2 separate regions of the Homo sapiens genome follow, and region 1 is linked to region 2. A link is a contact called in ENCODE Hi-C or POLR2A ChIA-PET data. All regions are on one chromosome and are shown on one strand. The core of a region is the stretch at or near the end of the contact, and the rest is flanking DNA. Distances in the headings are between cores, read along the strand shown. Region 1 has its middle 160 kb from the start of CXCR4. Region 2 has its middle 120 kb from the start of CXCR4.

Region 1 (7,037 bases), core at 3,417-5,916, 43 kb after region 2:
GTTTGTATACAGATGAGTCAGTATAGAAAAATTGGAATATTACCCATAAAATCTAAATTTCTATATTCTATTTAAAAATTAGATGATCAGGCAACATTGGCCCTTTATTCTTGAATAAGAGACTATTGGTTGGGGCTGAAGAGTGGCTTCCTCCTTTAGAGAGACGAGTTCTCCAGCTTGTCAAAGTCCCCAGAACTTTCTACAGACTTGTACCTGTTCACCTCCCTCCCTTGTGTTATCTCCCTGACTCCTATGAACATCTGAGCTTTTCTTTTGACAAATATAGATGGTTCAACAGATGGAAAGCAGAATCTTTCCTGTGCTACCATATCTTTTTGATTCGATATGGATCTTTAAGAATTGGATTTCTCTCGGTTTAAGGCCACGAGAGCCTTTTGCTGGGTCCTTGGTTTAGCTAAGCACTCAGGGCCACTATCGCTGCCCTCTGTCACTCACCACCCCCAGAAAAAGGTGTTCTCCATGGACACATGGCAGGGAACAACACATACTGGGGCCTGTCGGGGGATAGGGGGTGGGAGGAGGGAAAGCATCAGGAAGAATAGCTAATGGATGCCAGGCTTAGTACTTAGGTGATGGGATGATCTATGCAGCTAATCGCCATCCGTGGCACACGTTTAACTATGTAACAAACCTGCACATCGTGCAAATGTACCCCTGAACTTAAAGTAAAAGTTGGAAATAAAAAAATAGAAAAGAAAAAGGTGTTCTCTTCAGTGAGGTTCATGTCAGACACCGCCTACATCGAGAAACCATATTTATTTCTTTTTACAAAGAGTATCATATTTTTTCACTATAAAACTCATTTTTATTATTGAATATTTGTTACCCTCAAAGGCTAACATTTTTCCAAAAATGAATATATCTCTCAATGTGCTTAGGTTGATAGTGGAGCCCTCCAGCCAAAGAAGCAGAATAACCAGAAACTCCTCAAACAGGGCCATGCCACCTCCCTTCTTGTCACCAATATTGCCTGTGGCCAGGTGTCCAGAGCTATATGGAAAGCCTCTTTGCCAGCCAAGTCTAATGCCTCTTCCCCCCGAATAAATTGCTTCTGCTTCTTCAGGGGGTCGTAATTATGTAAGACTCAATAATTATATAACAAATTGCTTTGAAGTGATTATTTAAATTATGCATTGGCAGGAATCGGGTATTCAACTATAATGAGCTTCATTGGTTATGAAAATGTCTTCTCTGAGCTGATACAATAACTGCTTCTGTCTGTTGCTGTTTGAAATATGGGCCAGCTGGAAGACTTCAAAAACTTAGATTGAATCACATTCAGAATATAAAAGACATTGTAAAGGGGTTGGCTCCCTTTGTATCTTCTGTTCCTGGGCAATAAGGGTCCTTAGCCTTGGCCACAAAATGGGGCTCTGATGGGGCTTCCTGCTAGGACAGGTGGAGCTGGTGCCCAAAGAACCAGATCAGTACAAGGCTAGGGGGACTGTAGCTTTCCAGCAGGAGTTCCCTTGGCATGAAGAGCTTGAGGGGGACCTAGACCTCCAGGCATCTGGTCCCCTTTCTCCTCCCTACCTGCTCAGCCCACTTGGAGAAGGAGATGTGTGTTTAGTGGGCTCTGTGCTGTGCTAACCCTCCCACAGCTTCCCTGAAGGCTGCCGCTTAGGGATGGCGGATGCTGGGAGTGTGTTGGAATGCCTGTTCCCAGGTGAATCATTACTATGTGGAGCCCCAGCAGGCTGGAACAGGCTGGCATGGTCCAACGCAGAGGAGTAGGAGGAGCCCAAACCCCTCAGCCCATGAACTTGCCTCTCTCACACCCAGAGCACCTGGACCAACCAGGAGAAGACCTTCGAGATGAACCTCTAGCAGCCAAAGGCATTCAGGTTTTACCAGAAGGGCCTCCAGGAAATCTTGACAAATAAGGGCTATGTTTCTGGCCATCGTGGCCTCCCTAGGCCAAGCATTGGCAAACTTTTTCTGTAAAAGACCAGATGGTAAATATTTTAGGCTTTCCAGGGCCCGGACTTCTCCCTCTCATATTCTTTGTGTTGTTGTTTAAACAACCCAGTAGAAATGTAAAAACAATTTGTAGCTACTGGGCTGTAGAAAAATAGTCTTCAGGCTGGATTTGGCCCCAAGGCCAGAATTGCTATATCCCTGCCTGGTGCAGTGGATTCCGTGATAAACCACTGGATTTTTCTGCTGTCCATGCTGAAGCCATGGAGATCTGATGGTGGGAAGCCAGCTTTGAATTTCAGATCTGATAGCTCTTCTGGAAAAAATGGAAAAGGATCGAACAGCCACATGCCCATCTCAGATCCTCTGATCCTGCAGCTGGGGTAACTCCATTCTCTTAATGCCCGCAGCTCCTGTAGAGCCTTCTTGGCAGTCAGTATTTACTGCCTGGCATTTGTAAGGATCTTTTCAGGTATACTAGAGCTGTATACATCTGCCTACACCCACCCACCCACTCCAAGAGTCCCTTGAGGGCAGAAGTGGCAAGCTTTCAACCACTTCATCTCTGGCCAGCACCGAGAACAGTGCCTGGGACCCTTGCAGTAGATATTGTGCTGACTGAGTGGTGTCTGATGCCCCCTGTGTGTTCCTCTTTTCCCCTTTCCTGCAGTGAACCCCAGGAAGTACAGAAGGTTAAGATATTTTGTGCATTGTGGGGTGTTTGGCAAGGTGTGGCCATGCAGGTGTTTGCTTAGACCTCTCTCTTGGTTCTCTGTGTGTTTCTCTAGCAAAACACATAGCAGCCTTTGTGATCTGCTCACCAAGAGTGGAATGTGGCTGCCCCTCAGTTTGGAGGAAACCAGAACCCCTGGGCCAGGCTGTGGCTCCAGTCTGAACACAGGTTCCTCAGATCTGCTGCTCCTCAGCTTTCTGGGATCACTGGTTGAGAAGCCGGGATTGCTTTGAAATCAGAAGCCTGACTGCTCCTTCCCAAGACTGCATTCACCTGTTTGGACCCAAGTGTATTGCGATTGGCTTCACCCTGTGCTTGTGGAAATGTCTGTATTTGAGCCTTAGCCTAGGGGTTCTCATTCAACTCAGGATATTTTGTTCTCTCTTGGAGTAATTTAAGGATTATTTCCTCTCTGAGATTATCTTTTTAGATGGCAAGATTTTCAGAATCCTTTCGGTTGCTAGCAATGGAAATCACTGACTTAACTGGCTTGAAGGGCAAGCAGCATTATCTCACATAGCAAGAAATCCAGAGGCGGAGTGCTGCAGGTGTGGTTAGTTCAGTGGTTCCATCTTGCCATTAAGGAAGAAGCTCTTTCTTCTCTTTGCTGCCATACTTAGTGTGTTGGTTTAGGCTTTGCATGAGCTTTCCTCATGGGTGAAAAATGCCTGTCACAGCTCCAGGTGGTGCATCATCATGATCACATCCAAGGGGAGAAAAGGGACTGTTTGCTCTCGTGCATCTTTGGTCCACAAGAAAAATTCTTTCCAGAAGTCTCTTACCGACTTTCTGTCATTAGCCATAAGCATGTCCTAGGTCTATGCCTAAATTAATCCCTGATATGATGTGTGAATCACCACAATGGTTTTAGATCAACCATGTCTCATCCTCTGGAACTGGGGCCAGGGTTCCTGGGAGCACAAGGCCCTACTGAGGAGTGTAGCCACCTGCATGACATTGGGGTTTTGTTGGGAGAAAAAAGAAAGGGAGCACCCAGCACCCATCAAAGTGTCTAGTACAGCAAACATTCCCCAGAATCTTTCCTCCTTGAGATGCTGAGGGACACAGAGCCTTCTGAAGTTCTATTAATAAAAGAGAAGTTTTAGAGAAGGCTGCTTGGAAAACTCCTATGGGAATACTGTGAGCTACTCCTTCTTGCCCCATCCTGCTTTTAGACAAGAACCATGGGTCTGTCTAATCCCACCTTAGTATATTGGCTTTGAAGACAGCTATGACAGCCATTGTTTATTGAGCATCTACTCTGTGCCAGGCATTGTGGGAGGGGCTTTGCACATATGGCTTCTAATCATGCAGCTACACTGGCAGGGCTGCGTTATTGTCCTTATTTTACAGATTAGGGAACTGGAATCTAGAGACGTCGAGTAGCTTGCCTCTGGCTGCACGGTCTGTATAGGGCTGAGCCAGGAGTCGGCAAGCACTTTTAAAGCATCTGCTTTGATCTAGGCACTGTACTAGGTGATGAGAATGCAAAAAAGAATCAAATATGGTTCCCACCATCAGGGAGCACATAGACATAGCCTGTCCCTTCTGGAAGGTCACCCAGTATAACTAAATATGTGTCGCTTGTCCAGGCTGGAAAACATCTTTGGAAGTGTGAGGAAATTAGGCAGTGTCTTGTGCCTTCTACCTAAAGACCTCCTGCCTCCTGTCAGGAAGCCTAAAGCTTTGCTGAATAGCTTGGTAAAGGAATTAGGAGCATGGGCTTTGGTGCCAGAGTGTGTGAGTTCAAATCCCATCTCTACCACTTTCTGGCTGGATGATTATAAGCAAGATACCTTGTGGGCTGCTACGAGGTAAAATGAAAGAGACCTTGTGAAAACACAGGAGAAGAGCTTGGTAACAGTTAGCAGCTGTTATTACCAATTTACGTTGCTCTTCAATGCACTTTCTTATCAGGTAAGATATCAGAGGCCCAACCTCCTAATCCCCTTAGTCTCTTAGCATTTTGCACCCTCCCCCAGGTTTGGGCATTGATGTCATAGGCTGCAGCTTGTAGATTGCTCCAGGTGGTGCCCGGCACATTGAGCTGCTTGATGCTAGCTCTTTAGTGTGAATGACAAGCTTGTCAGCCAGCTCTTACTGCAAGTGTGATTTCCTCCTGTGTGATGGCTGCACAGGGAGGCGATGGAACAGAAAATGAGCACCTCTCTTCCTCTCTCAGGGCACTCTTTGGCTTCCCCATGCTGGGTATAAATGAAGCTGCCTATGCTGAGAGGCCTGGGAAAGCCTACTGCTCCCTTCTAATGGGGAGATGGGACCCAGTGGGCAAGAAGGCAGGCAGGGGAATCCTCACGCCTGGCTCTTGTCTCTTGTCACAGACTTGAGCTGTGGCACCAGGAAGTCCCCTTGCCTAGGTTTCCTCTCCTGTGAACTGGGAGGGCCTTATCAGCCTGTAATCTCACTGAAAAATCCCCTTTGGGGGGCGGAAATGGAGATGGGTATCTGAGAAATAGGGCAGCCCAGACCTGCCTCCAAGGCAGCTGGCCCGAGATACCCGCCCGAGGAACCCGCAGGCCGCAGGCTCTGCTGGGCGTGCTGGACCTTGTCTGCATCCCTGTCTGCTCTGCAGCTTTCGACGCAGCTCATCCATCTGGAAAACTGCCGTGGGATGCTGCTGCCCAGGGGGCTGAGGGGTCTCATCGATCTTGGGGAAATAATTAAGGCCCGCAAAGCCTTGCCGGGCTCTATCGGTGCAAGGTGCTATTAAGAACAAGATAAAAGCTTTGAGCCTTGATTGAATCTGGAAAACAAGGCCCATGCAGGCATTTTTCTTTGTCATGGTGTCAAAGGAGAAGGGAGAGTCCCAGGGAAGAAGGAGGAAGATGAAGGAGCAAAGGAGAAAAGACAGTTTTTGAGACAGTAGACAAGAGCCTTGGGAAAAAAAAAAAAGCAAAACCCACTAAAATTGCCTGTGCTTTTTGCTTTCTTTCTTAAGGGGACACTGTGAAAGAGGAGTGGCGGCTTTGAAGGTGACACCACACGCCACCTTCTCCTGTTTGTCCCCAGTGTCTCAGGTGAGCAATTATCACCATCATTCCTGCAGAGGGAGTTTGCTCCTCCAGCGGGAAGTCCGACTGTGTTCCTTGTGGTGGTGGCCTCCTTGCCCCTGGCTCAGGGTCTTTGTTGCTTTCTTTCTTTCCTCTTGTGCATTGCTTTGCTCAAATGTTTGCAGGAGGAGGGTCTGCTCGGAGGCCAGGCCAGTGCTGGGCGGCCCCCTCCTTCCTTAGAACTTTATTGTGCTTTTGCTCTCTTTTTACTGCTTGGCTGCAACAAAGCCAGCTCTCAGGGCTGAAATCCAGCTGAGGAGATCTGATTTCTCAAAAGCCATTTTGATCTTTTCACTTCAAAGGTAGGTTTTTTCACGCCCGAGCCCCAGTTTGGTGGCCCCAGACCTGCCCTTTTGGGCTGTGGGTCTGGAGGGACCTGTGGTCTCTTCTTTACATGCTGTTGGGAGAGCCTGGGGTCCTGGCACTGGGGCTGCCCAGTGCCAGCCCGGGCAAGCCTCCGATGTAGGGAGATTTGTCCTTGATGTCCCTGGTCTCCAGCACCCCTGATGCCCTGCCTTTTCCTTCTGTCTGGCTCAGCCCTATACATCTCCCAATTGCCAAAGCCCTTCTGCTCCCCAATCCCCAGTCATCTTATGAACATTGGCTCTCAGGAATGAAACTGACCTTCGGGGTCTTCTTCGGAGGACTTCCTTGAGAGCTCCCACCTCCCAGCCACCCTCCCCCACCCAAGGTGCCTTTCCTCAGGGGCCCTACTATATTCTGTAATGCTCGGTAAGTTCCCTTATTCAGTTCCCACCACATTTTGCTTAATTATCCTTTTTCCTCCCACGACCCTCAGGAGATCATGAGGGCCTTGAATAAAGGAGCTGTTATTCCCCCATATGCAGTCCCAGTGTCTAGCACAATGTCAAGCACATAGTAGGTTCTCAATGCATGTCCAGTGCATTAGTGAGTTCCTTCCTACAGCTCTCTCAAGCTGTCCTAGGGGTTGCTGAGGCAGCTCAGGGGCAAGCCAGCTTGGTGGAAGGAGAAATGGGCAGGCAGGTGGGGGGAGAGAGACAACATTTATTCTGGATCGCCTCCAGCCCATCAGGTAATTTCCAGACCCAGCCCCTGCTTTGTCCACAGCAAGTTTACTTTCATTGATTTTATAGTTCTATGTGCATATAACATTATAAATATTATGTCTATCACATGTGATAGGCAATAATATAGTGTATATGTAATATTCATATATGTATAATATAACATGTCATACATATGATATAGTATGACGTGTACAAACATACATATACAGATTTTTTTGTGAAAAGGGTTCTGTTTAAAAATTAGTTTAA
Region 2 (7,248 bases), core at 4,167-6,666:
GTCTCTCTAACGACACTGTTTAGTTTTGCATCCTATTTTAGTTGGAGGGTGAAATGAACCAGATCTGTTTCTAGCCAGTCTGACTCTTTGATTCCAGATTGGGGCATCTTCAACAGGGTTTTATATCCTGTTGGAATGCAAGGCTATTTTAAGAAATCCCTATTGGATTGAGAAAAAGCACATAGTATAATTATGGTGACCAAACCATGTGTCCCAGATTTTCCAGGATGTTCCCCAAATTCATGTAGTTTCAATCTTTTCAATAAAGTAAGTGCATTTTGTATGCATCAACATGGAGCCTGATAAAGGGTATCTTTGTGTATGTGAGTGTGTAAAATAAAAATAAATATATATAAGTATATATATTTTATATAAATAAAAGTGTATATACCCACTTTTTTGCTGTGTGTATTCATTTAAATGAAATCTTCTTTAGGATCTTGTGGTTTCAGAATAGATGATCAGTAAGTATTGCAAAAATAACTGTCAAGGTCCTAACTAGCTGAGTGACCTTGAACAAGTCAGTTCCTGTCTCTGGATCTCATCAGTTCCTCACCATTCTGGCACATAGCAGGATCTCAGTAACTGTGCTGTTGAAAACCAAATGCCAAGCCCTTTCAGAATTCTCAGTCTTTGTCTTTACTTCTCCCTCTGTGTGTTCCATACTCCATGGCCTAGTCCATTGTACTTGCCTCAGTCTTCATATTGTATGATCTTTTACTGTTGTCTTGTAAGCTTCACTCCTAGGCTGCAAGAGGCTTGAGGGCTGGGATGGGTCTTCACATTTAAAAAATCTCCATGGTTTAGCACAGTGCCAGGCAGATATAAAAAAACAAACTGAAGGAAATACACCAAAAAGATGAGATAATAGATGACAATAAAAATGTATTCTTCATACTTTTTCATATTTTCCGTTATTATTATTATTATTATTATTTGAGACAGAGTCTCACTCTTGTCACTGAGGCTAGAGTGCAGTGGCACAATCTTGGCTCACTGCAACCCCTGCCTCCCAGGTTCGAGCAATTCTCCCGCCTCAGCCTCCCGAGTAGCTGGGATTACAGGCACCCACTATCATGCCCAGCTAATTTTTGTATTTTTGTAGAGATGAGGTGTCACCATGTTGGCCAGGCTGGTCCTGAACTCCTGACCTCAGGTGATCCACCCGCCTTGGCCTCCCAAAGTGCTGGGATTACAGGTGTGAGCCACTGCACTTGGCCCATTATTTTATTTTATTTTTAATCATAAATAGTATTACTTAGAGAATGATAAAAACAAAAACAGTAAGTGGTATTTTTTTCGAACACTCAGGATCGGAGAGGATCTGAGAAGCATGCTGTACATGTTTCCACCCCAAGGCCAATGTAGCATCCTTGCCTTAGCTTCCAATGTGCAAGAACAGCTGGCTATTCCTAGGGCTTTCCCACAAGCCCCAGACACACTGTTGTGAGGGGCGGCCACGTGGGTGTCACAGCTGGGAACTGGTTCTACTGTGGCCTGTCCCTTTTCAGGGATTGATTTGGGCTGTGTTACGGTAATCAAGCACAAACCAACAGTTATGTGGGATGTCTTATATATACCAAATACCCCTGCAGCTGGAACGCACTCAATTATCTTGACTGCCTTGGGGCTGAGCTGAGTGATGCAGCCAGGCCCTGTGCTAGGTGCGAAAGTGACTCAAAGGAGCCAGGCTGTGTGTTTCATGCTGTTTAGCAGTTTGCAAGCTAGTTGGGCTAATAATATGTGTGCATTCAAAGCTAACCAATATCAGAAGGCAGTATTTAAGCTTCAAATGAGTTTCTAGGAGGTAGAGAGGGTAGGAGGGCTGTGTAAGAAGGTGGTGTTTTGAGATGGGACTTGACCCAGGGTCTCCAATGGTGGCGAAGAGGAGGCAGGCCTTCCAGGGAAGGAAACAGCTTGCAGAAAAGCCTAGCAGTGGGAGTAAGTTTGGCTTGTGTATTTCATTTAGGGGTGGTGGGGAACTGAGTGATGGATGGGGACAGAGAAGAAAATGTGCAGCCGCGAATGGGAAAGTGATGGAGACGTGGGTATAGGCCAGGTCTGGGAAGGTTGTGAGAGCAGGACAAAGGTGGAGCCATGAACTGGAAGGTGGTATGGGCCCTTGTGTGGCTCTCAGGGGAGGAGGTGCTCTAATGTAACCACTCTGGGCCACAGATTCTTCCCATATGTGGAAATGTGGTATGAACCCTGTTAAGAACATGGGCCATGGGTGAGATGCTTGTGTTTGATTCCTGGCTCCACATCGTATCACCTGTTTGAGACTCAATTTCCTTATCTGCAAAATGGTGATAATGAAGCCCCTTCTCATAAAATTGTTCTGAGGATAAAGGAGATAATCCATATAAAGTGTTTAGCATAATGTCTGGCACATTGCATGTGTCTAATAAATCGCTGTTTTATGCAAATGAATATTAGTACTTATTTCATCAGTATGGTAAAAATGGTAGTAAATCTAGAAAAACCAAATATCAAAATAACTGGAAATTATTCTATTAAGAGAATGAACTTGAGAATGCTTCAGGGAGATCTTTGTTGGAAAGTCCCACTCCAATTCTACAATTTGGCTCCATTTACTGTGGCTTAGCTTTTGTGAAATATTTATGTTGGCAGGTTACTCAACTATAATTTTTGTTCGTTATCCCTCTAAGCTTGGTGAGGAAGATTAGTCTGTTTATCTTATATTGCAGAAGACACATGTAGATATAAATGCACTGCCATTTAGTTACAACATCTCTTCCATTAGCATTTACCGTGGTTGTCAGCCAAACTTCTATGGGGTGGAGGGGAAGAGAAGGGGACAAAGGGGTCCGTGAGTGACGGTGGTTGGGCAATTTTATACTGTGAAGAAGAAGGTGGTGGAAAATTTGGAGGCACCAGGGTGGTTTCTGCTTTGCCAGACTTAAGACTCAGCCTTGGAAGTCCTTGCAGAAGATTAGGAATGACCAAAATTGCTAAAACAAGACTGGCAAAGCAAACCAAATACCTCATACTCTTTAAAATATTAGTCATTCCTTCGGATGCTATAGTTTAAATTCTCCCTAATTAAAATTAACAACCTTTGGGGGACATTTGAGTGCCATTATCAGTGGACTTCTTAGTGGAGAATTATTTTCCAAGCCAAAGGACAACACCCCCAAACTTGGCTGCTACTTGACATTCCTGTGTGCCGGACTTACGTGAGTCTTTTTAACTAATGACAATGGTGAGCTGAGAAGGTCCTCCAGGGGATATGACTCACAGTGACTCAGGTGCACCAGAGCCTTGATCTAGCCCTATTGTTTTTCGTCAATAGGCCTTTGCCATGATCCAGCTGGAATATCAGTGGAATTGAGCTGGTCATGATAGAAAGAGAGGCCATTCAATGCCAATGCTCTTGTGAGATGCCTGGTAGTGCCGGTTACCTCTGCAGTGGCTGGCCCTGGTCTATGTGTGCTGTCTAACCACATAGATGATGGTGGCAGTGCCTAATGGTCCAGGCAGATGGGGGCCTGAATGAGCAGAGGGAAGGCATCAAACACATCTCAGGGCACAGCCTTGACAACATCAGATGCCTCCTAGGTTCTTCTCATACATAATAATGAAACTTTTCCACAGCCCTGCAAAGCACTGGTTGCTGTTTCACATGGGACAAATGCCTGTGTTGACCCTCAATTCCAGCCCACGGAGCTGACCTCCTGTGTCTTCTTCACTACCCCTCTATAGGGCTTTTTACTCCCATTTGAGAAAAGAATGATGCCTCCATTTAGAAGGAAACATACTGCACCCCAGGCTGGGCCTTTTGTATTTGGCTCAAGAGCTGTGCAGTGTTTGTTTTTTCCCTGCCACACATCCATTTCCCCTTCCTTTAGAAGCAGCATTCTAGTTTTCCTTGGGGTCAGCATCCCTTCCTCAGCCTTAGCCAATGTGTGGGCCAGATAGAGCTGACCCCACCCTCTGGAGTACTGGCATATGTGTGTGACCTAGGTCCGGCCAGTTGGCATCATAGTGCTTGTTTCAGAGATGGACACATATAAGTCAAGCTGGACCGATGGGTATTAGCTCTGGGGTTTTTTATGTAACTATTGACAAAGAGGTGCTTGCTTTCCTCTGGGGCTGCTAACTTGGTAGGGTATAAAGTTGGAGCTGCTGGTAGATTATCTACATGAATAAATAAGAAGAGCTTGCCCAGAGAATAAAGTAAAACCAAGAGGCAGAGGGAGAGAGACATGTTCCTGAAGACAGTGTTTGAGCACCTGGGTACCTGAATGTGGATCGTTTAAAAAATTACACAAGCCAAATTAATAAGCTTTTTTGTCTGAACCATTTTGAGCTGGTGTTTTTGTCACTTACAGCCTAAATAATTTTGGATAATAAAAAGTTCATCAAAAAGGTGTACAATTAAATTTAGGAACTTTGAGGTTGCAGTGCTGTGATCCCACCACTGCACTCCAGCCTGGGTGACAGAGCAAGACACAGTCTCAAAAAAATTTTTTTAAAGGAACTTGTATTTTCCTGAGGACTGTGCCTTCACATATTGTCTGTGGTACTAGCAGTCTACCACCTACCCAGGGACCACAGAAATCTTGGGTGGCAGAAACGGGCAGTACTTTTACATCTCCGATACCTGTGGCTTTTGGCCACCTCGATTTTAGAGAAGAGAGTCATAGGTAATGTTTAGTTGAAGAACTTTCCTCAACCAATATTTTCCAGATAACTTATATTTTTCTTACTTGTTTTCTGTAATATTGAAAAAGTGTCCAGGCAAATACTGACCCTCTGGGCTATATAGAAAAGGTATAGAAATCATTCACTGGAATGTAAAGTTGAGTGTATTCTGAGCTTTAATGGATCTGAAACATTTCAGGAGAATATCACGAAGTTCTGGAATCATCATTTCAGCATAGGACCTTAGAGTCCTGTTCTGGTTGAACCTCTTTATCCCAGAGGAGAAAAGATTCAGAGAGACAAAGAAGTTTCGCTTAAGGCTCATGGTGAATATAGTTGCAGACAATCAGTACAAATGAAGAGGAGAGAGGGTCCTGCTGAATACCTCATAAAGACCAGAAACTAGACCCTTTGCTTACTGTATTATAACTCTTTGAACAGATTCCCAGCTGAAACCATCAGAAGAGATGATTGGACTCACTGCTGAAACATCCAGCAGTGTGGCCTAGCTTCAGGTAAAGATGGATCCAGGAGTTTGGAATCAAATCCTAAAGACAAAGTCTCTTTTTTTTCTCTGTGTTAATTGTGCTGCTTTCCTTTGTGTTGGTTTTAATTCCCCAGCAGGTTCTGTCCACATGGTAGCTTCTGGCAGCTGTTAAGATTTTGTGCTACCAGATTAGTAATTCCAGTTGATGAACAGCTTATATTTCCCAATAGTTCCAGCAGAATCTCAGGAGTCATGTTTGTGGGCTCCAAAAGGGTAACTCCTGAATCAGTCAGTATGACCAGGGGTTTGCTGTCAGCATCATGGGCCAACTCAAATCAGCTGAGTGGAGACTGAGAGTAGGGGAGGGGTGGGCAAGGTGAACATGCTGTTACCTGGAGGAGGAATCATTGCCAGAAACACTAGAGGGCCACTACTCTTACGATGGGCAAGGAGGAGGTGGGGTGGGGGAGGGCCAGAGATTTTCTTTCAGGAGCTAAATCCCAGGGCTTAGTAATGGTATTTGGCCTTAAGCCTGCAAATGGCACTTTCATCCAGCAATATAAGCCCTGAAGTTTTTCTCAGCTGCAGAGAAGAGGTTTCCAGGAGGGTGTCAGTTTGGCCCTTGCTGGTGGCCTGGCCTCTGCTAAACATCTCGGCCGTGCTCCTCCATTTTCTGGCCGTGATAAGGCACCCCGCCAAGCATATCTCAGACAAATATCTGTATTGTTTGTGGTGTGATTGTGACTTCCTGTCTTCCAATTTAGTTTTCTGCCTTACTTTTCACTGTCTGGGTCATTTGATACTACATCTGGCACTTCCTGTTTTTTAAGACTCTGACTCTAGTCATCTGACTGTAGAAAACAGAGGTCAACTTCTTCATAAGTGATGCCAGCTTTAGTCACTTGTTTTGGTATACTAGTTGAGATTTGCGTAAGGAAAATTGTCAGGTGTCTGCTGGTTTTCTTAGCCTCAGACACTTCCCTATTTATAAGTTTTTGTTTTTCAGACATTGGGACTTTCTCCCCCTTGTGTGGATGTGGTGGGAGTGGGTGATCTCTGCCCTGTCCCTACAAATAATTCAACGGTGGTTCTCTCTCTCTTAAGGAGAACTACCAGTCCCGTAGATGCAGCTCTAGAATGAGGGTGCTTTGGGCATAACAGGCTCAGCCATCCTTCTGGTGTCTCGCCCTGTCTCCTTTCCCATCCTTGGGTTCACTTCTCTCCCTTTTTCTCTTCACTTCAAAAGTGGTTAGCTCCAGTTAAATACCTGGAGTTGGGACAGCAGAAAAGCTGCTAAATGCAGATTTGCTTTTTCTCACTAAAGAAAGAGGAACATTTTAGTCACTAATTTTCACTTCATTTAACCTTTCTTTCCACAGAATGGCCTGACTTTTGCTGGAAGGGGACAAAGCCCTAAGACATTTATATCCATGAGTAGAACATTTATGATATCACTTACACAGCTTCCTGGCCTGAGCTTTTCCAGACTTAGCTTATATTTTAGTCAAAGTAGAGGGATGGATTTAAGGAATTGTCTAAGATAAGTGAGAAGAGAGGACATTTGTCCTACCTAAAGGCAATGGCAGCTTGTGGGTGTGGCGGGGGGAATCTATAAAAAACATCGAAACAGGCTGGGCATGGTAGCTCACGCCTGTAATCTGAGCACTTTGGGAGGCCAAGGTGGGCGGATCACCTGAGGTCAGGATTTTAAGACCAGCTTGGCCAACATGGTGAAACCCCATCTCTACTATACAAAAATTGGCCAGGCATGGTGGTGGGTGCCTGTAATCCCAGCTACTCGGGAGGCTGAGACAGGAGAATGGCGTGAACCCCGGAGGCAGAGGTTGCAGTGAGCTGAGATCGCTCCACTGCACTCCAGCCTGGGCGACAGAGCGAGACTCTGTCTCAAAAAAAAAAAAAAAGAAACAAACACTTGAGGCTTGACATTCTGCTCCTTCTCCATGTGAGGTCTTCACTGAGCAAAAGCAATGGTTAGCTGTGGCAGCTGTGAAGAATCAGAGCATGGCTGTGGGTATGTTCCACCAGCATCTCCAAGGCTGTAGCTGGACTTCACAAAGGCTCAGTTTCCAGATGAG

Evidence for each region. Hi-C counts contacts between places; a loop is a spot of excess contacts on that map. ChIA-PET counts read pairs that join two places held with the same protein, here RNA polymerase II (POLR2A). Pooled maps may share reads with other maps.
Region 1: a map of natural killer cell shows a loop between it and region 2 (4-fold over the local background). The contact joins two enhancer-like sites. A Hi-C loop is called at or near these places in 4 of 168 maps with a recorded cell type or tissue (CD4-positive, alpha-beta T cell, CD8-positive, alpha-beta T cell, naive thymus-derived CD4-positive, alpha-beta T cell and 1 more), 2 of 37 single-sample maps with no recorded cell type and 12 of 50 pooled maps. POLR2A ChIA-PET finds 5 or more read pairs at or near these places in 13 of 52 experiments (CD4-positive, alpha-beta T cell, CD4-positive, alpha-beta memory T cell, GM12878 and 10 more).

The regions. Positions count from the first base shown.
Region 1 is chr2:136,276,690-136,283,726 of GRCh38, forward strand. No RefSeq gene overlaps it. Among named protein-coding and RNA genes, the nearest start is that of CXCR4, 160 kb to the left of the region's middle. RefSeq lists an enhancer at 5,578-6,079. Within about 2 kb of position 4,667, at least 3 of the 41 ENCODE cell types and tissues checked have a DNase peak (open chromatin) inside an H3K27ac peak, as active enhancers do; they include CD4-positive, alpha-beta T cell, CD8-positive, alpha-beta T cell and natural killer cell, where a contact is called at or near this core.
Region 2 is chr2:136,232,980-136,240,227 of GRCh38, forward strand. No RefSeq gene overlaps it. Among named protein-coding and RNA genes, the nearest start is that of CXCR4, 120 kb to the left of the region's middle. RefSeq lists enhancers at 2,761-3,960, 3,057-3,557, 6,190-6,259. Within about 2 kb of position 5,417, at least 17 of the 41 ENCODE cell types and tissues checked have a DNase peak (open chromatin) inside an H3K27ac peak, as active enhancers do; they include CD4-positive, alpha-beta T cell, CD8-positive, alpha-beta T cell and natural killer cell, where a contact is called at or near this core.